Regions from separate parts of the Homo sapiens genome. Here region 2 is linked to region 1. Evidence: read pairs that join two places in POLR2A ChIA-PET (ENCODE). Cell type or tissue: MCF 10A. All regions are shown on one strand. Links, peaks and the distances in the headings refer to the core of each region. The heading gives the core; the rest is flanking DNA. Region 1 holds the start of SEMA3F-AS1 (SEMA3F antisense RNA 1). Region 2 overlaps BSN (bassoon presynaptic cytomatrix protein).

Region 1 (15,384 bases), core at 10,358-15,357:
GGACCCAGGATCAGGGATCCTTGGCTATGGCTTGAGTTTCTGGGTGAGCTTCATGACCTGAGTTGGGGGCACTCTCGCTCTCTGAGCCTCATTCTCTAGTCTAGACCATCTCTCAGGCCCTCCTGGTACTGATATTCAAAGTGACCCTGAGGATCAGTGACCCCGTTCTGATCTCAGAGAGAGGCTCACGGCCTGGCATTCCTCAGGTCTTCCCCCAACCCATCCTTCATGGGTGTCTCTGCCTTTCAGGGAAAGGAGAGTGGAATGAGGTCCCAAGTCCTTCCCCAAGGAAGCAGGCTTCCACGTGTCGCTATCTCTTGTAGGGCATCCATCCCCATTCCCACCCCAGCTACTCCATTTCCTAGTGCTAGATTGGGGAGCAGAGAGGGCTATAAGGCAGGAAGAGGCAACCTGTGGACTCAGCTCCAGCCTTCCCAACTCCAGTGTGTCCTTACCCCATCCCCAACCCACAGGAATAGAGCTAAATCCCAAACCATTCATCCAAACCCAGCCTACCAGAGGGGAACCAAGGTGGAGAGGGGTGGGAACTTCCCCGGGTCCCAGAGCAAAGAAGGTGTAAGGTTCCAGCCTTCTCAACCCACAGCTGGACTTCTGACCCCACTCATGCCAGACTGTAGGTGAAAAGGGAAACAAGGAGCCCTGTGACAGCCCTGCACCCCCAGCTGCAGACAGGAAGACTGAGGCCCAAAGGAGAGTGGTACTCAACCCAGGTCACAGGGTGTCCTGTCCCCTGCTCCCCACTCCACCATGAGGCAAAGGAACTGGGAGCCTTCACTCCTCCAAGCAGCCTGAGTCAGAGCAGGGGGTGGGCAAGTAGCCCTGGGTATCCTCCTCCAAAACCTGCCATCAGCAGGTGCCAGATCCTACCAGGCCCCAGCTCCCTTAAGGGACAGGGACTTGGGACAGAAGGAACAAAGGAACCTGGGACCTGAGGTGGCATCAGTGGGGGCCAGGGCTGATGCAGACCCAGCCTGGTCATGTCCTAAGGCCAATCCCCACATCTGCTCCACTTGTCCCACGCCCGGCTCTGGCAGCAGGAGCGCCATGCCTCCTCGAATGCCATGGCAATGTTGAGGGAGGGGCTGGGCACAATCAAGGGTTCTGTGGGGATCAGGACTCCAGCCCAGATAAGCTTTGACCTTAGGGGGAGGAAGGGTGGTGTGCCTGGGTGCTGTCTCCTGGGAAGGGCTCCCCACCCCCATACTCTCACCCAGGCTGGGCACAGGTTGGGAGGGGTGACATCCGGGAAGGATTTTCCCATCATCGGGAAGGAAGAGCCTTTTCTGGCATCAGACACCTCATTTCCGCAGCCATTCCTGGCCTCCAGGACTCTCTCATGGCCATCAAGCACTTGGGGTCCCAGCCCAAAGCGGCCTGGCACAGGTCCAGAGGCAGGACCTTCTCAAGGCACACGGGGCTGGGTCCTGGGGGCCCCCGGTCCCTCATATCTGGGAAGCAGCTGGTGATACCTTACTTTAAAGGTGCGGGCAGGTGAGGACAGGCACTGAGGAGGCGTGTCCACAGCCCTCACCCGAAGACCCCAAGTGGGCAGCCCCTACCCCTTGCTGCTGGTCTCCAGGACATCAGGTCTGCGTGCAGTGAGGTGTGGGCTGCCGCAAAAAGAGGAGTCTTGGAGCAGAGGTGGGCAGCCCGCCCCCTTGGTTATAGCCCCACAAAGCAGCAGGCCCTGACTGACAGCGTCACCTCCCCCAGCAGTGATGGGGACTGGGGATGATAGACAGATCCCTGCAGCCTAGCTCAGACCTCTGACCTCTAGTGAGCCAGTGCAGCCCTAATCCCTGAGCTGAAGAGAGATGGGACTGGGGGACAAGGGGAGGCACCAGCCTGGGTCTTTGTCAGTGTTTCACCCACCGGAAAGACAGACCTCCTGACCTTCTGAGGAGGGAAACTGAGGTAGCCAAGGCTATAGTAGCAGTGGCGGCAAGAGGCATGGCAGGGCCCAGGTGGTCCCTACCGGATACCCCCACAGGATCCAGGAAGGGGTGGCCCCGGCCCTTTTATCACTCCCCCAAAGCTGTGAGGAGCCCCAGAGGAAGGCCTGGGGACTGGGCTGGCCCCCTGGCTCTCAGCCTAATCCTCTTTTAATGAGCGGCCAGCCGGAAGGCCTCAGCCCATGGCCACAGACCTACAACCCCGGGAACCCCAGCCAAGCTAAGCGGGGGGGCAGGGAGGCCCAGATGCCTTTGTACGTACCTTCCTCCTGCTTGGCACACCCACTTACACCCCAACGCCACCCTGATCAGGCCAACCCAGGGCCCAGTATGTGCAGAGACACACCTGAGTGACGCCTGCCTTGGGCTCCCACAGACCCACTCTTGGGCACTTACCATTTGTTCAAGCCCAGGTCCCACATGGGGCTGGGCAGGGGAGACTATCACTGCTGATCTGGGGTAGCTCCTCCAGTTCCCCCTTTTCCCCCTATGCTCTGGATGGGAACCCTAGAAGCCAGACCCCAGCTGCACCCTCCCTGGGGAGAGGTTCCAGGTTCCTCTGACCCTAAGCCCCTGGAGATCTGCCCCCGCATAGCATCTCTAGCCAGGCCTTCCAGATTGGAGACCCAGAGGGCCTCCCTAGGAGCCATCCACACCAACCCCCGCTTCCCCCCAGGTAGGTGAGCCAGGTTGGTGCCAACAAAACCAATTACAGCCACTCTCACCCAATTAGCAACTAATTATGGTCTAGTAGTCCATTCAACATAATTAACATGTAAATGACTCCGCGTGTTTTTATTCAATAACCGCTCTGATTGAATTTAATTTAAATGTCTGAACTGGGGACCCAGTTACCGTATTTCACCACCTAGAGCTGCCACTCTAGGAAATGTGGTGGGAAATGTTGGCTCCTCCAGAGCAGAGGAACCGAAGGCCAGAGGCCAAGGGGACAGGCACCACTGGCTCTGGTAAGGTGGAGATGGTTATGGTCTCTGTATCCCTGACACATCTATCCCAGGGGTGCAGGGAATTGGTGAGGTCAGAAGAGCCCCAGTGGGACCCTCAAGATGGGAAATCCCCTGCAACGAGGGGCCCCTTTGCAAGGGCTACTGTAAACATCCCAGCTGTTCAGTAAACACCGTACAGGGGTAAAGAGCCCAGCTGGGCCAAAACGCCACTGTACACTTCCCTCCCATTTCAGTGACTAAAGGCTGGGGGCAGGGGGCAGGGGGCTGGGGCCAGCAGGTCCAGGCATGCTGTTCCCACGCCCGTTCCGCCCCAGTGCTCACCTACTCCGCCCAGGACAGGATAGGCTGAGGGCACAGCTCAGCCTCAAACCAGGAAAAGCCAGAAGTGACGGAGCAGCAGGATCACTCCCTGACTCGCCAGCCGGGAACCAGGGGATCCATGCCTCATCCCCGAAGGACACCCAATGACTTCGGACCTTCTGTCCCAGCAGATGGGGTCTCTCCGGCCTCGGCACCTCCACTGACCCCTGCCTTCCCCATGGTCCATGCACCTGACCATCCTAGGCCTGGGCTGGTAGTTCCAGAGGCCTAGACGTCCCACTTGGAACTTAACAGTGTGCATGGTTGCCTGTGAGAACACATTTGGGCATTCACCAGCTGGGCAAGTCAGGGCTCCGGCTCAGCTTTGGAAGGACACTGTGGTCAAGAGACCTGGTCCTGAGCAGGGGGTGGGAGAAGATGACCAGACAAGCAGATCACACAGGAATGTGCCCCAAGAAGTATGAAGGGGATGGAAAGAGGGGATTGTTCTGAAGGGGAGGGCTGCACTGATTCATTTCTCAGGTGGGGAGAGTGAAAAGGCCATTCAGTGAGTGCCTCCAGTTTCAGAGGCCCCCGGGGGACCCACCTCCTCCTCCCACATTCCAGACCTGGCCCGGAAACCCCTCACTCCTTCCTCCACCACCTCCTCCTCCCCATGACTGCAAAAGACAACAAACTCTCCATGGCTCATTTACTCTGATAAATCACCCAGACAGACAGGCCAAGATGGGACCAACAGGCTGGTGGGTGTCAAAACCCTCCCCCTCCCCTGGGCCCAGCCCCCATCTCTGCGGCCTTCCTCGGATTCCTGCGGTCCCTGCAGCCCCTTCACAACACCCACCCAGAGATTCCCGGGATGTTCCAGACAGTCTTAGCCCCTCCCCAACATTCTGATGGAGAAACCGAGGCACAGGGCAGACAGGTGCATGCTTGGGGTCAGCCTTGGAGGATGCAGTGAGGCTGGGTTAGGACCTCAGCAGGACTCAGCAGGTAGCCAGTCAAGGGCAGGCAGTGAGCACTCCGCACAGGCCCCAGGCCCAGCCAGGAAGGCGCTGATAAAAATGGCAATACAGGCAGCCCTGGGAGAGGCCCCCTGGAGTGCTAGCCACTCAGCCTTGGAGCTGTAGGAGCCCAAAGGGCTCCCAAATTCTAGCCGCTCTGCCAATTGTAGTGTATGACCCTTAGAAGGCAACCGTGCTGGCTGAACAGCAGACACACGAGGCAGTGGACTCTGGCCGGGGGAAATGAGGGCATCAGCACCGAGCCCCAAGTGGGAAGGAACAAGGCTCTTGGCTGGGTACAGAGACGTCCGAGGAAAGAGCATGTCCGGGTAGGAAGCCAAGAGGGGTGGCAAAGGGAGGGGTGGAGGCAAGGGGGAGTAGGGGGAGGAAGGAAGGAAGAAGAGTGGGGGAAGGGGGATCCGGAGCTGAGGCTTCCTGATCCCTGGAGGGGCCGGTTGCTTTGGGTCTGTCTTTGCCCTGCAGAGATGCACCAGATAGCCAGTGCTCCCCTCGGCCCAGTGAGAGTGCCAGAAGTCAGCCCAGCCCGTCAGCCCGATGAGCCCCACTCCCTCCCCAACAGGCTAGCCCCCCAATCCTAGGCCAGCAGCCACTGCCCAGACCCCATTCGTTGCTGGGTCAGGACCAGTGGTCAGGGACTGGAGCCCAGGAGGCCTCCACCCTCTCCCTGGGGCTGCCCAGCAGGCTGGGTGGGGGGCTGTAGGCCTGCCAAGCTCTGGCACCCACGTGAGCTAGGCTTTGGATTCAGACCATAGCCTTCTGGCATCCAGGCCTCTGGCAAAGGCCCTCTTGCTATTTCTAAGAAAAATGCAGCAGGAATCCTCTCTGCTTCTCCAAAGCTCCCAGGGCTTCTTGAGGCGGGGCTCAGATTCCCAGGATAGCACCAGGCCAAGCCAGGCAAACATGCTTTCTGCCCAGCCCTGCAGATGCCTGAGTGAGCAGCCCAGGTCTGGTCACCCCTAGGACACACGGCAGGAGCTGGAGCAGCATTCACAGAAGGAGTTATTGCAGCCAACTGTGCGTCCCAACCAGGCCTTGGAGCCAGTCTCTAGGGAGCTACTTCCAAGGCATCACTCCCGCCAAATGCATCCGTATCACTGGAATTTTTCCATAATACATATTTAGTACCTCTGCCATGAGGAAAAAGAGCTTAAAAACCAGAAACAGAAAGTAGAACTCTACATCCTTGTCCCAAAAGCAAGACTGCATCTAGCATCTGTCCTCTTCCCCAGGTGCTGCACCACATGCACCCTCCCTGTGCTCCAGCTCTTCCCTCCCCTACAACCTCCCCTCCCCTGCTCAAGATGCAGCCTCCTCCATGAAGCCTGCCCAGATACCCATGGTAGGAATTTTCCTCCTCCTGACCCTACTCCACCCACCCCACAGGACTCAGGGTCCTTCCTGGAGTCCTTTCCAAATACCATCTCCCTTACCAAAAGTTAGAATTCTGGAGGAAGGGGTGAGGCAGTCTGGGACTCCTTGGGGCATGCCCCTGGACCTGCCCTCACCTGCACACCAGCCTCAGGATCGCTCCTGGTGACTGAGATTTCTTCCACAGTGACCATACTCACACAGTTAATCCTCCTGACAACACAACGAGGCCAGTATTGTTCTTACTCCCATTTTCCAGAAAAGGCAGTGGGAACACAGAATGATGTTCACCAAGCAAGATCCACCCATGGCCAGGATGCAAGCAAGACAGTCTGAGCCCTCATGATGCTGCTTCCACAGGGCCACTGCCATTCCCACCTTACACAGGAGAAACCAGGGCTCAGAGAGGCTAAGCCACTTGGCTGAACTCACACAGCTAACACTGGTAGAACTGGGTTTTGCCTTTGGGACCAGCTAGCTCAGCCACCACCATCACCACTTCTGCATTACACCAAATTTAAGCACCCCACTCTCCTGAGTGAGGAGATGGAGGTCTCCCAGGAGTCAAGGACCAGGTACCCATGGCCCTAAAGCCACCTTCTGAGCTATTACCACCTCTGGAGGAGTCAAGGGGCCGGAGGTGCATACACACAGGTGCAGACAGCCAAGAGCCCACTCTGAGGCTCACTGTCTCCCAAGCTGCAGGGTGAAAGATGCCTTTATGGGCTGGTGAGATTTTTATCTTGGCGGTTTCTCTTTAAATTCTTTACGATTACGAAGCAGTGGGGGCTGCCAAGGAACATGATTTACTCCTTGAGCATGCACCAGCTCCTCACTTAGTGCCAAGGGAAGCTGGAGCCAGGGAAGGAGGGGCGGGCATCATGCCAGGGAACCAGAGACAAGGCCTGTGCTGCGGAGGCCCAGACAGTGGAGGTCCCATCTGAAGCTCCACTTGACCTGGAAGGCCACAGCTGAAAGCCCCAGCCCCTGGCCTGGCTGACCCAGGCTGGGCGTCAGGCAGGTTCTCCAGCAAGCACAAGGACCCTGTCTCCATTCTCTCCAAAGACCAATTCCTAGCCAGTTGGGGGATGTGCAGCTTCCAGGACCTCCCAACTCCAAAGCGGCCACTTCCAAGTCTCTCAGGAGTAAGGCAGCTCCCATTTCCAGAAAACTGAAACTCCAGATCTGGCCTCAAGGGATCTGGGCTCAAGTTCATGCTTTGGGTCTTCCTTCCTCCCTCATCCTGGCGTATCCTGGAACACCTACCCTCCCTGGCTTGTGAGCTCCAACCCCCACTGTAGCTGCCAGAGCCACCTGACCCTTGCCCAGCTCCCTGGTGCCACACTGGCCTCAAAGCTCCTGGGCCTCCTCCCCCTCCTCCCCCACCAAAGCCCCATGCCTTGCTCTGGCTGGCCAAGGAGCCCCTGGGGGGCAAGAGCATGTCCTCTAGCTCTCCAGCCCCACCCCTACTCCTGCACCAGGCCTGAGGGCTAAGGCCCCATCAAGGCTTGCTAGAGGCACCTCAACTCACATCAACTCCTGAGGGGAAGTCAACGGGCTGTGACCCTTCCTAACCTCTAACCTCATCATCTCCAAACCTGGCAACCTTGGTCCTCTGATGCCACATGCAAATGATGTGAGCGGTGGCACTGTTCTGGGCTATTGGCCTGGAGGGCTCAAACTCCAGGCTGCTCTGGAACAGGAGCCCTTTCCTCTCTTAGGCCCTGATGTTCCCATCTCTGACATGAGAGGCCTTCCTAGGGACCCTGCTCAGTGGAAGGGCCAGAGTGATGGAGGGCCGGATTTATAGCCTGGAAATAAGCAAACCCCAATTCCGTTGCTTCGGCAGACAGAGGGCATGGGGAGCCTGCCCAGTGCGACCCCAGCCCTTTCTTTGGGAAACGAGGCTAGGAAGCCTAAACCAGCACTGCAGAATGCTGGAATCTTCCTTGTTCCTAGCTCATGTGAAGGGTCTGTGCCTCCAGCACCACCACCATCCCTGCCCTCCACTCTCAGTCCTGGGACAGCCTCAGGCATCAGGCGGATGCAGGCTCCATCTCAGTCCTGCTCCTGAGTGACCTGGGAAGCCGCTCAGCCCCCGTAAGCCTCCTTCCTCACAGGAAACCTAGGCAGACCCTCTTTAGGTCTTGGAGGGACCATTGCTTGGTTATCCTCATGGGCTCCTACTACTATTTCGATTATGTTCATCTTTCCTGACCTCCCCTGGCAGGGTGACCTTCTGCTCCCTCTCCCTACTTCTGCCTCAGCTTCCCTAGCAGCACAACTGTCTCATGTCATCACAGGGTCCTTCTACCCCACCAAACATCTCTTGGCCCCAATCCCTGGCCAAACCCAGCCCAGGCAGCAGCAGTGTGTCGTGGGGTAGCTTCCTGGGAAAAAGTAAACACTCCCCAGGCTGAACAAAGGGCCTGGCAGGGCCCTCACACCTCCCTGCTGCTGCCACGGAGGGAGGTGGTGCCCCAGAGCCTGGGTCATCTCAAGGTGGGGGAAGGAAGAGCTTTTTCTCTGAGATTTGGCAGTGATTCTGCAGTGTAGGGGACTCCAGGCCCAGGCATGGATGGGTGAAGGAAGGAGGGTCTGTCCAGGCTTCCAGCCCAGGCTCCACTCTCTCAAGAGCAAGGAATGAACAAACACCTCACCTGCTCCTGGAAATCTCCATTTGACCCTCACTTCTGCCTGATTTTGGCTGTGCTGCTGAAGCCCAGAAGCTGGGCCATAGGAGCCCCCCTAATCTGAGGGAACCCTGGGCTGCTTGACCCTCACACCCTTCTGGCTCTAGACCTGGCTGGGGTGCCCAGGCGGATGGGCGGGCAGCAAACCCAAGCCTGGCCCAGTTCCTGCCTTTGTTCCTTTATCTACCCTGGGCAGTGTGGCCCCTTATGCCAGCACCTCTAGCTTGGAGGGTCCAGCCCTACCCAGGCAGGAACCGGCACCTCCCCACTACAGCAGGACCCAGGGCAGGGCAGGGCAGGGAGTGCCCAGCCTGAGCCCCTGAGGCCTGGGGTGTCAACTGCTGTGTCCATCCAAGGCACAGATGAAAAAACTATGACATGGAGCCACAGTGACCAGCAGTGCTTCTGAGAGTAACCTTCTCTGTGCCACCCACGTGTACTCTGGGAGGAAGATGGTGGGAGCCCAGTTTCTTGAAGTGTTGGTCTCCATTCTCACTCCACACACACTTGGTGGGCGCCTGCTCCTCACTGAGGGCCACTTCATGTGTGCATAACCAGGCTGAGACCACCCAGTGTAGGGGGATACACAGGGCCTGGTACACAGCAGGTGCTGGGCTCCCAGATGGCCCTGACCAACTGGATATCCATTGCTTTTTCCACCAGCTTGACTGTGAGCACCCTATCTTGTTCACCACAGAGTCCCCAGCACTCAGCACGGGGCCTGTCATACAGTAGTAAGTGAAGTCTAAGCACAAAATTAGGACACGAGACCAGGTCGGAACAGGGAAGGTCATTCAGGGCAGGGGAACCTGCCTGTGCAAAGGCACAGGAGCCCTGGGATGGGTGGCCCCAGGTGCGCTGCAGCCCCACCCCAGGCCGCCACAACCGGCAACACCCAGGCTGGCTGCCAGTGAGCTCAGCTTTTAGTCACTGCGGGTGTCGGCTTCAGAGCTAATTGAGAGGGAATCGACCTGACGCGATGTGGGCGCCGGCAAGGCCAGGACACCAGGGTTCTATTTCTGGCTTTGCCTCTGCCTCTTGCCTGACCTTGACCCTGCCCTTGCCTGAGCCTCAGTTTCTCTCTCTGGAAAACAGGAACAAAACTCTTTGCCCCTGGAGGTCCAGGGAGGCTTAGAAGGAGCACACGGAAGACCCCTCTCTGTTTTGCCCCTCCTGCTTACTTGCATGCATGATGACAAAAACAACACCCAGAGCGGACGCAAGGTCCCAGGGGTGTGGAGACCAAGCCACCCCTCCCTTCCACTATCGGGGGAGGAGACACTCTACTCTCGCTGCCAGACCCTGGGCTGGGGAGGGGTTTGGGGGAACTGGCCCCTTCAAGATTTATTAATCTGCTCTGAAGAATTCCACCAGGGAAGGGTGGAGGTATCAGCAGAATAAATATCTCACCTTCCTGGGGCCCGGGGAAGGGGGGTGCTTTCCAGCCCAAACAAATTAACTCTTCTCAGCCCATTTCTCAGGCCCTGCAGGGGACTCCTTCCAGGCACAGCCTCAGAAATTCCAGGAGCCGGGTGACTGGGAAGAGTGATGATAAGCAGCTTACTCCCCTACTCCTCCCATCAAGGGGCAGGGTGGGACGAGGCCAGGGGAGGGGCCCTGCTGGGGGACATGGTGAGGTGAGGGCTGGGCCTCCGCCAAGCCCGAGGAAGGAAAGGTCACCCCAGCCTTTCACCCCAGTATGGCTGCCCGGAAATCTGGCCAGCCAGGGCTGAGTCGACCCCACCCAGGGCAGGCGGCTGGATGAAGTTACCTCTGGCCAGAGGAGGGCCAAGGCTGAGAACTCCCAATGACCCCAGGTCCCCCAGGCCCCAGCATGGCCACTGCCCCTCACCCTGGGCCCAGGGGAGACTCTTCAGACCACACACACCCTTGAGGAAGTGGCTCTCGAGTGAGCCATTTGTACACCCATGTGTGTACCGTGTGCGTGCACCTGTCCAGTGGGTTAAGTGCAATGGTGATGGAGCGGGCGACCAGCCTCTCACTCTGCAGACCCCAGCCCATCACTGAAACCTCCCAGTGACTTCTCATCAAAGTGCTCACTGGAGCTCAGGAGCTCAGGCCCTCACAGCAGCACGTGCTCTGCCTGAACCCACCGGCGGCCTCCCTGCCAGTCACAGCCAACAGTCCCCTCCTGGATTCTAGGAACCCTTCCCACTTGGAGACCATAGGAAGGCTCCTCGAGCACCCACACCCCAAGAGAGCAGGTCCTGCTCTTCCAGTGTCCAGAGGTTCCAGTGTCTGCCCAACTGCCTGACCTTCCACCCCAGGGGCTGCTCAGGGCAGGACCAGATGCATAGCAGTGGCAAGGAGGGGCCGCAGCAGACATAAGTTTGGAAGGAGTGACATTGCCACCTCTCCAATTATCATACAGAAAGACATGCCCTACAGACCTCAGGCCACCCAGCCCAGGAACCCACAGTCTGACTCTGGAAGATGCCCAGACTCTGGACTCTTTTGCTAAGTGTCTAAATGGGTCAGTTCTCCAGCCTTTCCCAGCAAGCCACCACCTCCCCGGTCTCCCTTCTCCCCCACAACCTATGTGGCTGTACAATTTGTCCTGGTTTTGTCCTGACCCACCCTTTCTCTCGTGTGCAGAGGAGCCGAGCGCTATTGTAAAGAGAGGATGATTTCTGGGGAAGAACAAAACAGCTTCTTACCTTTGAATGAGAGCCGGACCCGGGGCGTGGCCGGGAGGTGGTCCTGGGTGGGGAAGGATGGCCAGGCCCCGGTCAGTAGGGAAGCCCAGAGAAGAAGACCGGCGACAAGCATTGTGGGAGGGGCCTAGGGCCCAGGAAGCAGGCTCCACTCTCTAGAAACCTGGGAAGGGGAACCAAGATTGGAATGTGTGAGGCAGATGGGGGAGTTCAATTTCTACCCAAGGTGAACAAAGAGGTTGATGGGTACCTCCACGCTTCCACCCCCAGCCTGGGGCCATGAATGCCCCTGTGTGCACACCTCATGTGCGTTCTTTGGCCTGCCTTTGTCTGGGGAGATAGTACCAATAGGCCCCAGCCTGGGGTCACCAGAACTGATGGGGGCTGCTGGAGACTCAAACCCTACCCCTCATGGCATGCTGAATTCCATTCACAGGGCCCAGACCAACCAGGTGATCTTAGGGCTCTTTCCAGCTCCCAGCATGCTTTCTCCTTTCTCCCCTGCATCTGTGGCCAATAAAGTGGGTTACTCCTTCTCCCTCCCACCTGGAGGAATGGGGAACAGATAGGGTGCATCCCTGCCTGCTCCAGCCACAGGTCTTCTCCCAGTACAGAGAAACCTGGACCTGATTATTACGGTAGAGGGGAGGCACAGGAGAGAGTGGGGGAATGAGACACATGCAGACAGCCCAAGATGGAAGAGAGGGAGCACCAGTCAGAAAAGGAAAGGCAGAGAATGGCAGAGTCCACTTGTACTAAAATCAAAGCAGGAGAGACCCAGGTCAGACAGGCAGAAGGACTTCCTGCCAGGGAAAACTTCCAGCTCCGCCTCTAGAGGGCAAAGAAGGGAAGCTAGGATGGCCAGTGGGCCTGGGGCTGGATCTGGGCCAGCGGCATTGCCACCTTCAGAATCCCCCATAGCCCCAGCAGGTCCAAGTTTCAATACTGTGTTTTTCAAATATTGTCTCCCCAGGCAGGCTGGCTGTTGGGTAAACGCAGCCCAGCACCAGTTGTCAGAACATATTGCTCCCTCCCGGCACAAACCAGCGCCAACTCCTACCACCACCCCCAACCGGATGCACTGCGGGTGGGGGCATCGAGACTGAAAATGTGAGCCCCATCCCCCAGATCTGCCCTGTGTACTCCCTTCTTCCGTGGCAGGCAGGACCCCAGGCCCATCTCTAGGATGCTGGGATGGGAGTTGGCAGTACTATGGCCTGGGACTCCCCTGCCATAGCTGCTCAATGCTGAGGCAAAGCCCAGGCTCCAGTCTGACTCTTAGGCCCCACTCATTAGACCCTGATGACATCCCTAGACCCACCTCCCCCAGCCCTGGCCTCTCCTGCCAAGGCAAACCACTCATGGCTCCTCAGACAGGAAGTGCAGCTTCAGCCTCTTGGCCCACTCCTTACGCGGTACCCTCTGTGTGAATGTTCTCTCCCGAGGGCCTGGCACACCGCTCATGGTCCTTCCAGATCCCCTGTCATAGATGCTGCCTCCTGGGGAGGCTAGCTGGGGGATGGGGGAATCAGAACCAGCCCCTCCTCAGGTCTGGGAGGCACAAAGCTAGTGCTGACTGAATGGCAGGCTCTGAGAAGTGGGGGCAGGTGGGAGAAATGGCTGTGCAGCCACCGTCACCCTCAAGGTGCACCTGGGAGGCCCCTGATAACAGCTGTGGATATGCACACGTTCACACTTGCAGGCCCACACACGTCCTTACAAGCATGAGTTTGCTCAAGAACTTGACCTGCTAGTGGGGTGGGGCTCAGGGGAGCTGGGAGATACTGTCCTGGCGCAAGATGCCGTCTGAGTCCCTCAGAGAGCTTCGATACTATGTAACGGGGGCTCCTGTCAACCTGCCTCCCGCCTCCCCCCTCCCCATGACCTCATTTTTTCCTTCATCCATGTTCATGGTGACAAAGTCAGTGTCACCAAGGACAGGGTTGGAGTCACCCAATGTGTCCAGAGAGGTGGGGAGTCTTTCTACTGGGTCCCTACAGGGACTTCCCATCCAAATGCTTTGGCCTTTTAAAGAGGTGAATGGGGAGGGGCTCAAGTTTGCTGGGGCCTCAGTCTCAAGTCCAGGTCCCCTCTTGGACAGCCTGGCAGGTGGGGGAAAGAAGGAGAGGGAAGGAAGAAAAGGAGAAGAAGGACAGAGAGGGAAAGAAAGGGCAAACCCACAGTGCCTTCCCCTCTGCCAGTCCCGAGATGCCTGTCACCCAGCCCCAGCCCCAGAAAAGCCCCCAAGTCACACCAAGCCCAGGTCAGTGGACAGAGGAAGAACAGCCACCGCCACCTGGGAGCCCACCAGGAAGAAAGCAGAGAAGGAGGGAAGGAAGGCTGGTGGGAGGGAGCAAGGGAGGGAGGCAGGCGGGAGGGAGGAGGAGAGAGGGAGGAGAGAGGGAGGGACGGAGGAGAGACGCTTGAACAAAGAAACGAGGAGCCGGGGCTGGCAAGGGGTGCAGGGAAGAGGCGGCCAGAGGAAGGAGTCCGGAGGCACCTGGGATGGGACAGGGGGCCAGGTGGCCAAACTGTACAGCCGGATCCAGACCGCCCAGGCTTGGAGTTGGGGGTGGGGGTGGACAGCCTGTCTCCAGGAAGGGAGGTTGGCTCCTCCGAGCTGAGGACTGCCTGGATGGAAGGGAGGCAGGAACAGGGGCCGTAGGGGAACATGGGGAGATTATCAACAGCACCCCACCCGCTACCCAGCCCCTCAGATTCCCTCCCCCACTTCAACAAGAGCTCTGTCTCCTTCTTGGCTCCTCAGCTTCCCCATCCCCCAACACCTCAAGGACCAGGAAGCAGAGCCACCCCAGCATAGCTGGGACTGAAACCCCCCTTTTGTGGCCAGGGTTTCCCAGTCAAGGTCACCTGAGCCTGGCTCCATCCTCCCCCCAAGGTATGCTGAGCAGCGAGGGGCTGAGGCTGGGTGGGCTGCCGCCTTCTCTCTGGCCCCTGCTTTCTCTCCGGCCCCCACCTCCCCACTTCCGGGCCTGGCTCCTTCGGAGCTGAAGGGGGAGCAGCAGGAGTAGGCATGCCTGTGCCCCCCGCCTGCCTAGACACTATACCCTACGGGGTCCTGGCACACCCCTTGGGTAGCCTGGGAAGAGGCCTCAGCTCCATCCAACTCCCTGGGCTGAGATGGGGCTCCCAACCCCTGGGTGCAGTTTTCCCTTCTCTGCAACTAGGATAACTACTGGGAGACTATCTGGGTGAATTCAGGAGGACAGAGGTCCCCAACCTGGCCCAGCTTCAGGGTGGACATACTGGTGTCTTTGGTTGGCGTCTCCCTTACCTCTCCCAAGCAGTAATGTTCTGGTGGCAAAACACAGCTATCTCAAAAATTAGGAGTTATTTATCCAGTGGGGCCCCCAGCCCCAGCTCCAGCCAACTCCCGCCAGCACTGCCTCATTCCTAGGCCAACTTTGATACCCTCCTGTCCCATCTGCTGGGGGCAACCCCGCCAAGCCCCCGCTGTCCCCTGCCCACTTCACCACTGGGACCCCTGGTTCAAACTAGGGATTGACCGCAGGCTCTCCAAGCTCACCTACACACTACATACAGCCGTGCCCCTAATCCAGGCAGGACTCTGCTGTAAAAGCAAACCCAAGGTGGCAGCTGGGGGTCAAGGGGCTGGCACAATGCTGGGAGAAATGCCTCAGGACTGGAGGTCCTCCCACTCTGCTGATGTGGGAGACCCCCCACGTGGGGACTGCCAGTATACCGCTTCCCTTCGGGCTGGCCAGTCCTCAAGTAGAGACACTGAGGTAGGGCAAGCGCATCTACGGGGAAGAGCGCTGCCTCGGGCGTTAATGGGAGAGAGAGCTGAGGCAGAAGGGGGATCGGAACTCCCGCTCCAGAAGCGTGAAGGTGGGGGTGTATGAGAGCACCCACCCAGAACCTTGCAGGAAAAAGTTGCTTTGCACATGGGTGACCCCGCAGGCCACATCATCCACACATCCATACGCCGCCCCGTAGGTAAGGGGTCCGGGCCTCCAGGACAGGTAAGAATCCCACCCCAGCCTTGTTGCCCCTATGTCCGCGGGCAGCCCCCCGGCTCGACGAGACCCGCTCCCCGGACACTTCTGCGGAGTTGCAGTGCCGCGGGTCCCAGAGGGGTCGCGGGGTGGCCCGGCCGCCTGCCCGCTCCCTCCCGGTTCCCGCTGCACTCACCTCTTCCGCAGCGGCGGGGCCTGGGCGCCCGGGCGGCGGCGGCGGCACGGAGCGGCTCCCGTTGGGCCGGTCCGCGCTAGCGGCCCCCCGGGGCCATGGCCCTGCCCGCGACCTCTCGCCGCTGCGCCTCAGCCGGGATCGGCGCCGCGGCCGCGGCTTAACCGGTTCCGCGGGCTTCGGGCGCGTCAGCA
Region 2 (15,468 bases), core at 5,220-10,219, 520 kb after region 1:
GAGTATTGTGGTCCCTATTCTACATGGGAGGCAACAGGACCTCTGGCCTGATGCCCCTGCTGCAACCCCTACCCCAATGAGCAAGCCCAGCCCCATGTATCACAGGTGCAAGGGACTTTGCCCAGGGAGGCCCGACTTCTCAAGGGCACAGCTGGAATTTTGGCAATGATGATATAATAAGAGACTGGTAATGTTACTGTCACAATTCCAATTCAACTAATTTCTTCACAAACTCTATTTTGAACTGAACGTCAATTAAAAATTAAGCCAGAGAGTACTATTATCCTTCCAAAAGACAAATAGGTAAAAAAAACTGGAATCAACAACTCTTAATTATGAAATGACTCACTAAATAGCACTATGGTTATTTTTTTTCAGAGGAAAGTTCAAAAGGAAAAAGGATCCAATTCTACTCTCTCCTCTATTGTGTGCTCTGAACTCCCAATCTAGAAAGAAGAAAGATTTCTACAGCTCAGAAATGTTCAGGAAAATTTCCAACCTATGGGGAAAATTCCCAACCCACTGGCCCAGATGGTTGACTGTGGCCTCAGGTGGAGTCCCAGGAGGTCTAACAGGGCTGTGGGAGCTATGAGGGGGGCTCCACGGGTCTGTCCCTTCTTTGTGCACAAAGACACAGCACAGTCGTTCTTAAGCAGGCAAGGTCCAGAGAGAGACAGCCATGGCAGACCCACCCTTAGGACCTGGAGAAGGACCTGCTGGCCTTACCACCACACTCCCAAGGCAGGGTAAGTGTCTCTGGCAAGTGCTGAGAAATCAGAAACCTCTAACCAAGAACACACCAAGTAGGTCACAGAGAAGCACAAAATTGCTCAGGATGCCAAGTGGCCATTGACTGAGGTGAGATCCAAGACAGACCACAGCCTGGTTAGGGGCCTCAGTGAAGAAAAGCAATGCTGAAGGGATGGTGAACATATCAGCACCAGCCCCTTGCAAGACCCAAGGCAGGTGAAGCTGCACAGAGGTTTTGGTCATTGTGTGGGTAAGGGAGGATAAGGACGGAAGGACTAAGGCTGTGAGCATGGGTGGGAGAGAGGCCAGATTCTTGTGACAGTGGGGAGGCAGAGCTGGCAGGGCTTGGTCCATGGAGCAGGTGCAGAGGTTAAAGAGGAGGAGGTGAGGATGACCCCGGGCTGCTGGCTTGCATCTCTGGTGGTGGATGGTGGTACAGTCTCTATGGTGGGAATCATGGGAGAGGCATTATGGCCGCCTATCCACACCTTCCCTAGAATAGCTGCAGGCCCTCTGGGGACAGCAGCATTGATAGGGAGAGCTATGAGAAAGGAGTTAGAGAGACTTCATCACCCCTGACTGCTGTCAGGAGCAGCCTGAGCTGGGGATGAGGTAGGACCAGGACTAGGACCAGGACATCCCCCAGCTTTCTTTCAGGCCCATGGGACCCATCAGACCCTATGGAGATGAGAGTGGTCCTGGCTAAGGAGGGGGCAGTGGGGCAGGACATGGAGACAGCAGGAAATTGAGAGAGGTGTGATGGGGGGAACACCGGCCATCAAGAGACAGAAGCTCCAGGGTCCAGGATAGCCAGAACCAAGCAGCTAATGAGAGGCCTAGGCCAGAATCCAGACGTTTCATCTAGTCAGCGTGTGAACGAAACTCTTCTGTTTGGGCAGAATCAGCACTTCCCGTGGCCTGGCCCAGGGACGGCCAAGAGGAACTGTCAGGAACATTTATGCTCCTGGACAGAGACAGTTTTCCCCTCCCATTCGTGCACATTCTGCTTAATAAGGAAATGTGGGCTGGGAGGTCTCTTGGGGACAGGAGTCCTCCAGGCCAGGCCAACTCAGAAGTCCACTGGGGCTCACAGTCGCTCAGTGTCAGTGTGCCCCACCTGACCAGCAGTGAGCTTGTGCCTGGAGGTCTCTGGGCAGAGCAGCCAGCTAGGGTTCTCCTAGTCTTGTGGTGACACCCTGGTGCACCCCTTTCCCCGAGCCAGTGAGGCAAACTGTCGCCAGTGAGCCACCAGATCTAGAGCTTGGAGAGTTGGCTTCGTGGTGCCTAGAAGACCAGATGGGTGCCACATGAGGAGGTCAGTTGTCTTGCTCAGGGCTGCCCTTCCCTGCATATTGGAAAGTGTGGCCTTTGGTGGCCAAAGTAGTCTTCCTAGTCATGCTGGGGTCCCACGGGGACTCCTGTGGAGTCCTGGCCCAAGGGAAGTCAGAACAAGGTGCCACAGAGGCCATGGCAACATCATGCTCTCCTCTCTTGTCCCATCCTGGGCCAGTGGTGGTTTGCACTCCGCACACCCCTGTGCCACCATCAGCTACAAATGGCTCAGCCCAAGAGACCAGAGGGCTCAGGTGGCTCCCCATGTGCAAGAGGCAGGGCCTTGGCTCGAACATCTCCTAACGTGACACAGCTGGGAAACACATTCATCTATCAAGACTGAGGGCACTCTAAGGAGACACACCAAGCTACGCCCAAGGCAGCATGGTAAGGGTCACATGGGTGACCCTGGGCCAGGGAGAGTGGGCCACAGGACTGAGGGAGGAGCAGAAGCAGCATCTGCTCCTGGCCCAGGCTGGTCTAATTCTGCCAGGGCACCTTCACCTTCTGAGCCTCTTGGGCTGGACTCCAGGCTTCGAGGGAACACTGAACCTTACACTGGGCCTCCTGCTCCCTCCTGCCTAGCACTGCACAGTGCTCAGTGCCCTTCCCTGGAGCAGGGGCTGCGGAGAGAATGGCCACAACCCCAGGTCTGTCTCAAACCTTCCTGTGGGAAAGAGAAGCATCTCTGAGCATCCCCAGTAGCAGCTCTAAGGAGAGCCCAGCCCCAGCCTGGGTAAAACATGTGGACCAAAGGCTGTGACTTTGACAAGTAGACGTCAACACTTATGACCTCAGAAGAGACAATCAAGGTTGAATACCACCTTGCTGGGCTGGAGCCTGGACAGTGGGACATGCCCTGCCCCATTGTGAGAAAGCCTCCCACCCCACCCTGGATGTGGGACGCAACCCTCTGCATCATGGCCATTCGATCCCCACCCCTCTGAAGGTCACAGGTCCATGGCAGTGTGGGACCTCAGGTTCTCCTATCTGAGCAGGGGAGGTTGGTGTCTTTCATCAGGGCCATGCCCATGGTAGCTGGAAATGGGGAGGCCAGCTCAGGGACTCTGGGATCAGCCTTAGGGCACTAGTCTGAGTCAGTAGGCACCATTACCCCCAACTCTGAGTGAAAGTTAGTTCTGAGTAGAACTGGGGCCTGAGGTAGGGACAGGAAAGGGAATGCAGCCCCTCTGCAGCATTAGTTGTACAGGAGCAGCCCCATGGCTGCTGCAGACCCAGAACTCTTTCTGGTTCCCATGACACTCACTACCCAGGCCCGGCCTCTCATCAAGGTTCAAGGGAGCATGCTTGGTCCAGCTCTTACCTCCACCAGGTGGGGTGTTGGGTTGAAGCCACACAGGTTGCACACCTGGAGCCTGCAGGTGGTGCATGTGTTATAGTTGGCTGGGCTCTTGCTGCCCACGTTGAGCTCGGCTTGGCACAGTGGGCAGATGGCCCTTTCCTTCGGCATGGTCTTTGGCTTGGCAGCAGCCTTCGATGCTGCCTGATGTTCTGCTCTGCCATGCTTTGGACTGGTTGTTCCCCCAGTTTTCGGCAGGGCTCCAGGTCCAGATCCAGGACCCATTCTAGCCCCAGGCTCAGTTTTGGCTCCAGGTGCTGGCCCAGGCCCGGGCCCTGAGCCCAAGGGTTTTGGGCCAGCCTCCTTGCTGGCATCATTGAAGACGATCTTAGGTGTCCCCTTGCTGGGGGCAGGCTGGCCCTGGGTGTCAGCCTCGGGCTGCACAGACATGAGGGTGCTCGCCTGGGTTAGCAGTGACGCGCCAAGGCCGAAGAGCTTACCAGTGAGGCCCTCCTGGGTCTGCTCAGTGGCACCAAGCCCAGCGGGCACTGCGGTGGCACTTTTGGCCGGGGCCTCTCCTGCAGGTGGCCTGGGCTCAGCTGTGGAAGGCTTGGTGGGTTGAGGGGGCTGAGGAGACACCCTCCCCACCTCTGGAGGGGCAGCTGCTTGGGCAGGCCCCGGCACTGAGGTGGCCCTGGCTGTCTCAGCCTGGCGGGACCCAGGCTGTGGTCCTCCTGGGCCCCGAGATCTCTCTTGGTCTGGCTTCCCCAGGGGCTGTTTGGCCGGGGAGTGGGCAGGAGACAGGGCTGGGGAGTGCAGCTGCTGCTGGCTCTTGGAGCGAGGTGCAGTGGTCATGTCCATTCCCAGAGCCCTCTGCATCTGACAGTTCAGACAGAGCCACTCCTTCACCTGAGGAGAAAAGCAAAATAGTCAGCAGGGTGGCCAGGATTGGCAGTACTCATGGCCCAGGTCAGTGCAGGCCCCACAGCAGCCAAGGCCACTCCTAGCACAGGCAGGAGCACCAAGCCCTGCTCAGGCATTTCTGGGCTGCCAGGTGGCAGGGCTGAAGGACAGATGGCACTCCCCTGCCCTCTAGGAGTTGCCAGGCATGTGAGGCAGTGGAGGCAGTCCCATCCCCCACCCCACCCCAACCACCAACTCACTGCCTGCCAGACCCTCCTGCTTGAGAGTCCTCCCCGCCACCCCCTGGCAGTGCCTCAGATCTGTGCACCCCAACCTCCCGCTCGGATGAACCCAGTAGCCTTCCCCTGCTTCCCACTTCAGGCCATTTGCACATAGCAGCCAGACTGATCTTTTAAAACCTAACCCAAGAGGAAAGGCATGGCCCTAGAGCAGTGCTTATATGCAATGGGTATTCAGTAAAAACTCACATAATGAATAAATAAGTGAAGAGTAATACGTGGGAGAAGGAGGCATAGAGAATAAAAAGAAACCATGATTCCTATCCTGAAGAAGCTTAGAGTCTAGCTGAAGAAACAAGATACTACAGAATGAAAAATCTTGAGAACAAAATAAGCGAGGGTAAAGTAATGCAATGTAAGTGACTGATGTTAAGTAGAATTTTTTAAAGCCTTTTTTTTTCCCTTAAGGAAGATAGCTTTTTAAAGAAGTGGGATAATTCATGCCTCCAGAGCAAACGAGACATGTGCCGCTATCCATGTGATAAACACATAGTTTCCCTCTGCCATTAGCCCTGTGCAGGGATGGGCACGTGACCTGGCAAACAGAGTCGGTTAGAGCCCTCCACGTTATCTGGTAATGAACAACAGGAGAGAGGGTCTTTATTCGTTTTCCTTTGGATTACTAATCAGAAGGATGTAGCTTTGCAGCAGCAGTAGTCTTCTTTCCCAACATACAGAGAGATGCTAAGAATGATGTCCATAGATGGTAGGAGTCAACGAAAGGAGAAAGGAGTAGATCTGATGACTTCATTCCATTCCCTGGATCTGGCTATGCCCCAAGTCTACCCTTGGACTTCCAGTTACATGACCCAATAATTTTTCTCCAAAAACCCACATGTAAATCAGAGCATCTCACCAATAGGATCAAACACTCTAAGTGGATTTCCACCACACCTTGGGAACTCTTCAGCACAACTCTGTGACCCAACCCAGCCCCACCCCAGCCTCCCCCTCTCTCTGGTCTCTTTTCCTGCCATCTCCCCTTGGCTGTTTCACTGCAGACACTCTAGGCTGTCTGCTCTGCCAAGTGGTCCCCTGAGCTCATTTCTGTACCAGGGCCTTTGTACTCCTTATTCCCTCTGCCCCCTGGCCCAGCTTGTTGTACAGATTTCAGATGAGGTAACACTTTCCCACCAGGACCTCCTCTGGCCACACAATCTAAAATGCTCTCCTTTGGCCAGGTGCGGTGGCTCACACCTGTAATCCAGGCACTTTGGGAGGCAGAGGCAGGAGGATCATTTGAGGTCAGGAGTTCGAGACCTGCCTGACCAACATGGTGAAACCCCATCTCTACTGAAAATAGTAAGAATTGGCCAGGTGTGGTGGCGAACGCCTGTAATCTCAGCTACTTGGGAGGCTGAGGCAGGAGAATTGCTTGAACCCAGGAGGCGGAGGTTGCAGTAAGCCAAGACTGTGCCGCTGCACTCCAGCCTGGGCAACAGAGTGAGACTCCATCTCAAAATAATTAAATAAATAAATAAAAATAAAACACCCTCCGGGTACTCTGTGTCAAATCACCCAGCTTATTTTCTCCATAGTGCTTATTCTTTCCCAAAGTGTCTACTGATTTGTTGTTTACAAGGTGTCTTCTGTGCCCCAAAGCAGCCCATGAGCTCTCGTTGATAGGGTGTTCTCAGGGCTGCACACAACATGTGGTACAGAGCAGGGCTCATCCCAGAGGGGCTTGCTTCATTCATCCTGGCAATTTGGTCATGCAGGTCATAGCTCAACAAGGTGGAAGCCCCGAGATTTGGTGCCTCAATGAAGAGTCTCCTCCTCATCAACCAGAGCTGAGGCTGGAGGCCAAGGTTGTTCTCTGTCTGTGGTTGCAGCCAGAGGTTCTAAATGCACCCTATTGGCCACCCAGTCATCACCAGGGGAAGGTGCCGTCTCATCTCTGGGGCAGAAGGCCCCTTTTATTTACCCACACGTGGCTCCAGCCCTGCTCTCTGCCTTGAGGCCCCAGGGCTACTGCTACAGGTTGACTTGCCAGTTGGGGGACCTGGGCTCAGGTGCCTTATCCCAGCAACCCAAGGGCAGCAGCCAAGAAGAGGGAGAACACTGCACTTTGGCAAGCACCCCCTTGTGCCAAGCACCACATAGGGCATGTTCACAGGCATTCTCTCATTTTGTCCTCACAGGAGAGAAAACCAAGATCTGAGATGTTTTAGCAATGTGTTCTCAATGGTTCCCTGGCTAGGAAGTGTTGCTGCTGGCAAGATCAGCCCTGACAGCTCTGCGTAGCTCCTAAACCACAGCCTGGACAGCCTGGAGCCTGGTGCCTTCTGTAGTCCTGCCTCTTCCAAAGGCCAAGTCAGGCTCTAGAAGTCAGCACTGCAAACCCTGGCAGAGCCCCCCAAAGGCCAATCCCAGTTCTAGAAACTCTAAGAACAGTGATGCCGAGGCAGTGAGGTGAGAAGCCATCCCACTAGCTGGGAACAATTAACCCACCCAAATGCTTTTTAAGAAGCAAGGCAGGCCGTGCACCGTGGCTCACGCCTGTAATCCCAGCACTTTGAGAGGCAGAGGCGGGCGGATCATGAGGTCAGGAGATCGAGACCATCCTGGCTAACATGGTGAAACCCCGTCTCTACTAAAAATAGAAAAAATTAGCCGGGTGTGGTGGCACATGCCTGTAGTCCCAGCTACTTGGGAGGCTGAGACAGGAGAATCGCTTGAACCTGGGAGGCAGAGGTTGTAGTGAGCCGAGATCATGCCACTGCACTCCAGCCTGGGCAACAGAGCGAGACTCTGTCTCAAAAAAAAAAAAAAAAAGAAAAAGAAAGAAAGAAGCAAGGCAGCTTTGTCTATGTTTGGGTAGAGAAAGCCAGAGAGAAAACAATTTCAGTCCCTGAACCCAGTCTAAAGACCTCTTTAGAAAGGTCATTCTTGGGAGGGAGGGGCTTATTCCCATCAAAGTGAGAGTTCCCCAGAGCAGGCCATTTCTACTCATCCAGAGAGGGACCCTGGAAGGGGATTACTCCTCAGAGGGGAAGCTCAGCCTCTGGCCCAGGGTGGCAGCCACAAATTCAGTTCTTCCCGTGGGTGCCCAGCCCACACCCAACGTCCCATCTCTCTCATTCACCTGGGCACTGCAGCATGCCCTGAGGTGAGACTTCTTCCTGGGAAAGGGAATTTAGGAGGTAAGGCTTCTTATCCTGCAACTTTGGGGTGACTGTCCCTGGGGTTCTGAATCAGGCTGAACAAAGGCACGTGCCAAACCGCCTGCACTCACCGCCAGAACTTTCCTTTCCCCAGCCCCTGTCATCCAGGCTGTGGCACAGGCATCTCACCTAAAATAGAACTTCTCCAAGAAAAGGCTGAAACGCCCCTCAGTGACTCATCGCCCAGATGGGTGCAGCTATTTCTATCCAGCCTCTTCCAGACGGTAAGGAACCTTGACCGCACCCTCCCCACAGCCCCTCCCAGGCTCAGGCCCAGCATGCAAGGCCTCCTAAGGAGGACACTGGCTGAGGGAGCTCTCTGAGGCCAGCAATACATCCCCCTCTCTGCCTCCCCGACAGATCCCCAGCAGTTTCCTGGGAGGAGCCCAACCTCAGTCTCTTCCTCCATACTGCAAGGCCCCTATCCCCACACTCAGGGGGATGGAGGCTGTCCACGGGGTAGGGAGAGAGATGATGGCTGTGCACCCCAACCCACCCGCCCACCCAGCCTGGGTATACATGAATAGTTCTGTGGCAGACTCCACTGGCCTGAGTGCCAGTACAGTTAGAGCCTTCCTTAGCTGCACACAGTGATGCCTCCTCATCAAGAGGTTGAACCCAGAAGGCTCCCTGTGGCTCCTAGGCCCTCTCCAAGCTGGCTCTCCATCAGAATCAGAGGGACTATCCTTTTACCAGTGTGACAAGAAGCCTCAGCTAGGGTTCTGCTGTCTAATACCTCCAAGATCCTGATCTGGCACATGGGCAGGAGATGTGCAGGCTACCAGCCACGAGCCTCGTGTCTCAGGAGCCTTCCTGGGGCTACCCTAAGGTGGACAGCTCTGTCAGACATTAGCTTTGAATGAGCTGACTCTTCTTGCTAGCAAGGAAGCCCATCTTGCCATCTCCAAGGACTGGTAGGGACCTCCATGGAAGCCCGTGCACCCCGACCCAGTGGGGGCCTAAGTGGCAGTAAGGATGGGAAGGCTCAGTGCAGTACAAGGTCAAGAGGTGGTTTAAGAGGTGGGGGAAGCAGAAGCTGCAGGAAGCCTTCCTACAGGCTTTGCAGGGAGCCACTGCCACCTGTCTGCTAGGGACTTGGAAACATAGGACCCTGTGGGCTCTGTAGCTCTGAGAGGACTTTCTCCCTGAGAAGAGTCTTTTTTAGCTGCTTCCTTACTCAAACTATTCAGTGTGCAGAAGGGCAGCTAAGGTGGCACTGGCCAAGGATCCAGAGGCTTGGGGCCCAAGCTGGAGGCTGTATGAACTCTAAGTTGAATGAGCAGCTGTGATCTGTCTGCAATGGTCACTCCCTGGTAATTCCTCCACTGGGCTCTGGAGCAAGGAGGGCAGTTCTGGGAAGAGCTTCTACATCTTCCCTGCAGGAACACTGGCTGCACAGAGTGTCTCAGCCCTCAAGGGTGGGACTCAGCCTTGCTTGCCATATCTGGCCCCAAAGGATGCTCACAGGGTGGAGTCTACCTCACGGTCACCTCCATGGCTGTCAGGAAGCTCTGAGAGCCCCCCGAAGTCACATGTTCTCTTCCCACTCGCCTCCTCTCACCCCCCCAGCAGCAAGGAAAAGGAAGGTTGCAGACGTCACTCAGCCTTCTTCCTGTGGAGAGCCCCAGCCCTACCAGGGAGAGCAGGCATTCAGTGTTTCAGATCACTCAGCACTGACATCACGCCTGATGCCGCATTTATGCTTTCCATTTTGGTACAAGTTGAAACATCACAGAAACAGCTCATAAAGGAGCCCTCCCTGCAGGTGCCAAATCTAGAGGTTCCTGGGAGGGCCCCACTGGCCAGTGTGACTATATGCCTTTCTGGGCTATGAGTCACTGGCCAGGTCTCATCAGGAGGAACATACCTTCCCATGCCCCCTGGACAACAAGGACAGGCCGATGTGCAGAAGGGCAGCTAAGGTGGCAGCTGAGAGGGAGGGAGTCAGGCCTAGCCTGGATACTCACCCTGGTACAGCAATAGACATGTTGCCTGCCCCATCTAGCACCTTACTGTCAGCTAGCTGACCTCAGGCTTAGGAAGCAGGTACCACAGGGTCCCAGTGGGCAGGGTCACACTGATCCAGAGCTGGACCAGCCAGGGGAGGCCTGTGCCAATCTATCAGAGCCCTGAGGAAGGTCTTGGGAACCTGCCCAACATCTGAGGTCAGGATCTGGGGAGTGGAGGCTGAACCTAATCGCACCTGGGGCTAGAAGACCTCACTGGCTTGGATCTCCACGAAAGGGAGAGGATCCGTCCCCTTGCTGATCCCTGGACACATCTGTCTCTCTGCCCTCAATATCTCTTAACTCCTCCCACACTGCTCTGGACAGCCCCCCTCCCGACCCAGGATGATCTGGTGTACCCTGTAACACACCCCATCCATGACTGGCCAACTCCCCTGCACCCTCCCCATACACACTCCTCTTAGTCACCAGTAACCCTCTCCAGGAGAGGCTGGACCCTTGGACTAGCCTCAACTTCTCCTTAAAATCCCCAGGACCCTTTGGTTCATGCCCAGCTTCCCCTCCTGGCTTCTGCTGCCCTCCCTCCAGGCCCCTTTATCCTGGCCTGCAAGTCCTTGGCCCTCGCCTCTTAAACTCCTGCTAAATGACTTCCATGGTCACTCCAGATGACCTGCAACCCACATGGGGCTGAGCTGCAGACCACTTCTCAAAGCTCACCGACTGGAATAATTAATTGCTGTACATTGCATTATATGTAAATTTTAGCTAAAAAAGAGAAACCTTAAATAAATACTGAACTCTAGTTAATGATACGCTTGAAGTGCTTAGTGGGAAGTATACTGATATCAGCGATGTACTTTTTTTTTTTTTTTGGAGGGGGACAGGGTCTGGTTCTGAAGTGCAGTGCCATGATCATGGCTCTCTGCAACCTCCACCTCCCAGACTCAAGTGATCCTCCCACCTCAGCCTCCCGAGTAGATGGGACTACAGGCATGGCGCCACCACACCCAGCTAATTTTTGTATTTTTTTTGGTAGAGACAGGGTTTTGCCATGTTACTCAGGCTGCTCCTGAATCCCTGGGCTCAAGCAATCCTCCCACCTTCGCCTCTCAAAGTGCTGGTATTACAGGTGTGAGCCACCATGCCTGGCCCACTGCAATGTACTTTGACATTCAACAAAAAGATGGATGGATAGATGGACAGACAGAAGAACAAATAGATGGTAGAATGGATACGTGATAAAGCCAGGAGAGGAGGGGTTCATTATAAATCCAGATAGTGGCTTTGTGGGTGTTCCTTGTACAATTCTTTCAACAATTTTGTAGGCTTGAAAATATTCATAACTTGAGGTTGGGGGTAAAAATGACTTGTCAACCTGGTTGTTCTGTTTTGCTCCACCCAGCAAGGCATCAAGAGCTCCTGTGATGGGCTCTTGGCAGTTGACTCCCCACTACTGCTCAGATATTCTCCCCTCCTGGATCCCTTGGCCCTCCACTTGCTGGCCTTTCTACTCTTCTTTGCTTATCCTTGCCAGCCACCTTTGCTGGGTTCTTCTCAGTGCTGGGGAGCCCAGATCCTGACACCTCTTCTCTCTGTCCACATCTCTCCTATGGCACTTTAAATGTCACTATATGCTTGTGAATATGAAACAAAAGTCTCCATCCCAACCTGCCTGTTTCATGCCAGGGTCTTAGATTTGTCAGGCACCTTCAACTTGGCAATGGCCCAAACAGAAAAATTCTCTATCTCCATCTCCTACCCTCCACATCCAATCCAATTCTGTCTGTTTAGCCACCCAAACACACCAGGAATCTATCATGGCTCTTCGCAGTCATCATCACCACTACCCCAGCCTCAGCCTCAGCCCCCTCTGCCACTCTGGCTCCCAGAGCCCACCCGCTACCCCTGCAGGCTGTTCTTCACATAGCAGCTGGGCGGGGGAGGGGTGTATATATATGTGTGTGTATGTGTATGTGTTGTTTTAGTGTATATGTATATATATGCACACACATATATAGTGTGTGTTAAAATAAATATTAAATTGTAATTTTAACCATCTTAAAGTATACAATTCAGTGGCATTAATAATTCATAATGTGTAACCATCACCTCTGTCTATTTCCAGAGGGTTTTTAAAATTAGCATTATTTTTGGCCGGACACTGCGGCTCACGCCTGTAATCCCAGCACTTTGGGAGGGTGAGGCGTGTGGATCACTTGAGGTCAGGATTTCGAGACCAGACTGGCCAATGTGGTGAAACCCCATTTCTACTAAAAATACAAAACTTAGCCGGGTGTGGTGGCACATGCCTGTAATCCCAGCTACTTGGGAGGCTGGAGGTAGAGGTTGCCGTGAGCCAAGATTGCATCACTGCACTTGAGCCTGGGCGACAAAGCGAGACTCCATCTCAAATGAACAAATAAAAAAAAAATTTTGCATTGTTTTTATTGTGGTAAAATACACATAAATTTACTACCTTAACCATTTTTAAGTGTACAGGTCAGTGGTATTGTATTCATAATGCTGTACAACCATCACCACCATTCATCTTCGTAATTCTTTCCATCTTGCAAATCTGAAACTGTACCCGTGAAACTCCCCATTCCCCCTTCCTCCAGCTCTTTTTTTTTTTTTTTAAAGGCAGAGTCTTGCTCTGTCATCAGGCTGGAGTGCAGTGGCACTATCTCAGCTCACTGCAACCTCCGCCTCCTGGGTTCAAGCAATTCCCCTGCCTCAGCCTCCCAAGTAGCTGGGACTACAGGCATGGGCCAACACACCCCGCTAATTTTTTTTTGTATTTTAGTAGAGATGGGGTTTCACCATGTTGGCCAAGATGGTCTCGATCTCCTGACCTTGTGATCCGCCTGCCTCGGCCTCCCAAAGTGCTGGGATTACAGGCATGAGCCACTGCACCCGGCTCCCCTCTTCCTCCAGCTCTTGACAACTACCATTCTACTTTCTGTCTCTGTGACTTTGACTACTCTGACCACCTCATATTTGTCTTTTTGTGACTGGCTTATTTCACTTAGCATAATGTCCTTAAGGTTCGTCCATGTTGTATCATGTGTCAGATTGTCCTTCCTCTTTAAGGCTGAATGATATTTCGTTGTGTGTATGTATGTATATACATATATTTTGCATATTTGCTCATTTGTCAATGGGCTGTTGGTTGTTTTCACATTTTAGCTATTGTGAAAAATGCTGCTGTGAACATGGGTGTACAAATATCTCTTCAAGACCTTCCTTTCAATTCATTTGAGTGTATACCCAGAAGTGGAATTGTTGGATCATATGGTAATTCTATTTATAATTTTTTGAGGAACTGCCATACTGTTTTCCAGAGTGGCTGTACCATTTTACATTCCTAAAAACAGTGCACAAGGGTTCCAATTTCTCCACATTCTTGCCAACATTTATTTATTTATTTTTACAGCAGCCATCCTTAACGAGTATGAGATGGTATCTCACCGTAGTTTCAATTTGAATTTCTCTAATGATTAGTCATGTTGAGTATCTTTTCTTTTTTTCTTTTTTTTTTTTTTGAGACAGAGTCTCGCTCAGTTGTCCAGGCTGGAGTGCAGTGGCGTGATCTTGGCTCACTGCAACCTCCACCTCCTAGGTTCAAGCGATTCTCCTGCCTCAGCCTCCTGAGCAGCTAGGATTACAAGTGCCCACCACCACACCCAGCTAACTTTTGTATTTTCAGTAGAGACAGAGTTTCTCCATGTTGGCCAGTCTCAAACTCTTGACCTCAGGTGATCCACCCGCCTCAGCCTCCCAAAGTGCTAGGATTACAGGTGTGAGCCACCATAGCCGACCTATGTTGAGTATCTTTTAGGGAGTTATTAGCCATTTGTATATCTTCCTTGGAGAAATGTTTCTTCAAGTCCTTTGCCCATTTTGTTTTTCAGAGACAGGTTCTAGCTATTTGCCTAGGCTGGTCTCAAACTCCTAGGCTCAGGATACCCTCCCACCTTAGCCTCTCAAGTATCTGGGAAGACAGGTGTGTATCACCACACCTGACTCCTCTTTGCTCCCCCCCACTTTTTTTTTAGACACAGTCTGGCTCTGTCACCCAGTAGTGCGATCTTGATTCACTGCAACCTCCGCCTCCTGGGCTCAAGCGATTCTCCTGCCTCAGCCACCCGAGCAGCTGGGAGCACAGGTGCCCACCACCACGTCTGGCTTATTTTTTTATTTTTAGTAGAGATGGGGCTTCACCATGTTGCCCAAGCTGGTCTCAAACTCCTGAGCTCAGGCAATCTGCCTGCCTGAGCCTCCCAAAGTCCTGGGATTACAGGCATGAGCCACTGCGCCTGGCCTCTTTGCCCACTTTTAATTGGGTTTTTGTTTGTTTATTTCTGTTGTTGAGTTGTAAGACTTCTCTGTATATTCTGGATATCAATCCCTTATCAAATATATAATTAGCAAGTATTTTCTCCCATTCTGTGGGTTGCCTTTTTACTCTGTTAATAGTGCCTTTAGATGTAAAAAATTTTTAAATTTTCATGAAGTCTATTTTGTCTATTTTTTCTTTTGTTGCCTGTGCTGTTGGTGTCATATCCAAGAAACCACTGCCAAATCCAATGTTGTGAAGCTTATCCCCTATGTTGTCTTCTAAGAGTTTTATAGTTTTAGCTCTTATGTTTAGGTATTTGATCTATTTTGAGTTAATTTTTGTATATGATGTAAGGAAAAGGTCCAACTTCATTTTTTTGCATGTAGATATCCAGTTTTCCCAACACCATTTGTTGAAAAGATTGTTCTTTCCCTACTGAATGGTCTTGGCACTCTTATCAAAAATCATCTGACCGTATATGTGAGGGTTTATTTCTGGGCTACGTATTCTACTCTATTGGTCTATATGTCTCTATGCCAGTACCACACTGTTTTGATTACCGTAACTTTGTAGTAAGTTTTGAAATCAGGAAGTGTGAGTTCTTCAGCTTTGTTCTTCTTTTTCACAATTATTTTGGCTATTTGAAGGGCCCTTGAGATTGCATCAGAGGGGTGTTTTAAATGCACATCTGACCTTCCTACTGCCACCTTCCCAAACCTTGGGAGTGCATCAGGAGACCCCAGCAAGCCCAGCAGGACCTGCATGCCTTCTGGTCCTGTCCTGTGGTACAGCTGTCCTGGACCTTTGCTCCTGAACCCTCACATGAACAAAGCACATCCCCTCAGGCCTCCTCTTTTTCCAACTGCCTCCCATCCAGCAATTCTGACATTCTACAGCCTAATGCTCTCTTTGGAGAAGCCCCCAATAACTTTTTTTTTTTTTTTTTTGAGACAGAGTCTTACTCTGTCACCCTGGCTGGAGGGCAGTGGCATGATCATGGCTCATGTAGCCTAGATTTTCCCAGGCTCAAGTGATCTTCTGACCTCAGCCTCCCAAATACTTGGGACTACAGGCATGCACCACCATGTATCTTTGCACCATGTATTTTTTTTGTAGAGATGGGGTTTCGCCATGTTGCCCAGACTAGTCTTGAACTCCTGGGCTCAAGTGATCTGCCCACCTCAGCTGCTCAAAGTGTTGGGATTACAGGTGTGAGCCACCATGCCCAACTACCCCCAGGAATCTTGTCTCAGCATCGTACCAACAGCACCCGCCATAGCCCTCCCCTCCTTGACCCCAGATGTGATTGTGTGTTTGCTTGTGTGGTTCTTGGTGGCAGTGGTGCCTCCTGCACTGGTCTGAAGGCTTCACAGAGCTGAGCAGCACATCTGCTTCATTTCTACCTGTTTCTCCA

The links. ChIA-PET counts read pairs that join two places held together with the same protein. Peaks named below come from ENCODE experiments on the same cell type or tissue, not always from the same donor. Only the 100,000 strongest peaks of a DNase experiment are listed, where the experiment ranks them.
Region 2: POLR2A ChIA-PET joins it to region 1 with 5 read pairs; 1 of 35 experiments calls an interaction of 5 or more read pairs at or near these places.

What each region holds. Positions count from the first base shown.
Region 1 is chr3:50,155,374-50,170,757 of GRCh38, reverse strand. It overlaps SEMA3F (semaphorin 3F), which reads right to left. Exons shown (of 19, transcript NM_004186.5): 1 at 15,194-15,384; 2 at 11,024-11,183. The coding sequence starts at 11,135. LOC124909484 (basic proline-rich protein-like) reads right to left here. Exons shown (of 2, transcript XM_047449434.1): 2 at 14,969-15,384. The coding sequence ends at 14,969. It overlaps SEMA3F-AS1 (SEMA3F antisense RNA 1), which reads left to right and starts at 14,673. Exons shown (of 4, transcript NR_135301.1): 1 at 14,673-15,024. RefSeq lists enhancers at 1-394, 3,028-3,322, 3,254-3,868 and silencers at 810-1,020, 3,028-3,322. In MCF 10A, for the core only: no CTCF peak of the experiment used is centred there; DNase peaks (open chromatin) are centred at 12,437, 12,747 and 13,427.
Region 2 is chr3:49,631,091-49,646,558 of GRCh38, reverse strand. It overlaps BSN (bassoon presynaptic cytomatrix protein), which reads right to left. Exons shown (of 12, transcript NM_003458.4): 3 at 3,407-4,291. Among named protein-coding and RNA genes, the nearest start is that of APEH, 36 kb to the left of the region's middle. RefSeq lists a silencer at 1,374-1,557 and enhancers at 7,368-7,867, 7,868-8,369. In MCF 10A, for the core only: no CTCF peak of the experiment used is centred there; DNase peaks (open chromatin) are centred at 7,928 and 9,518.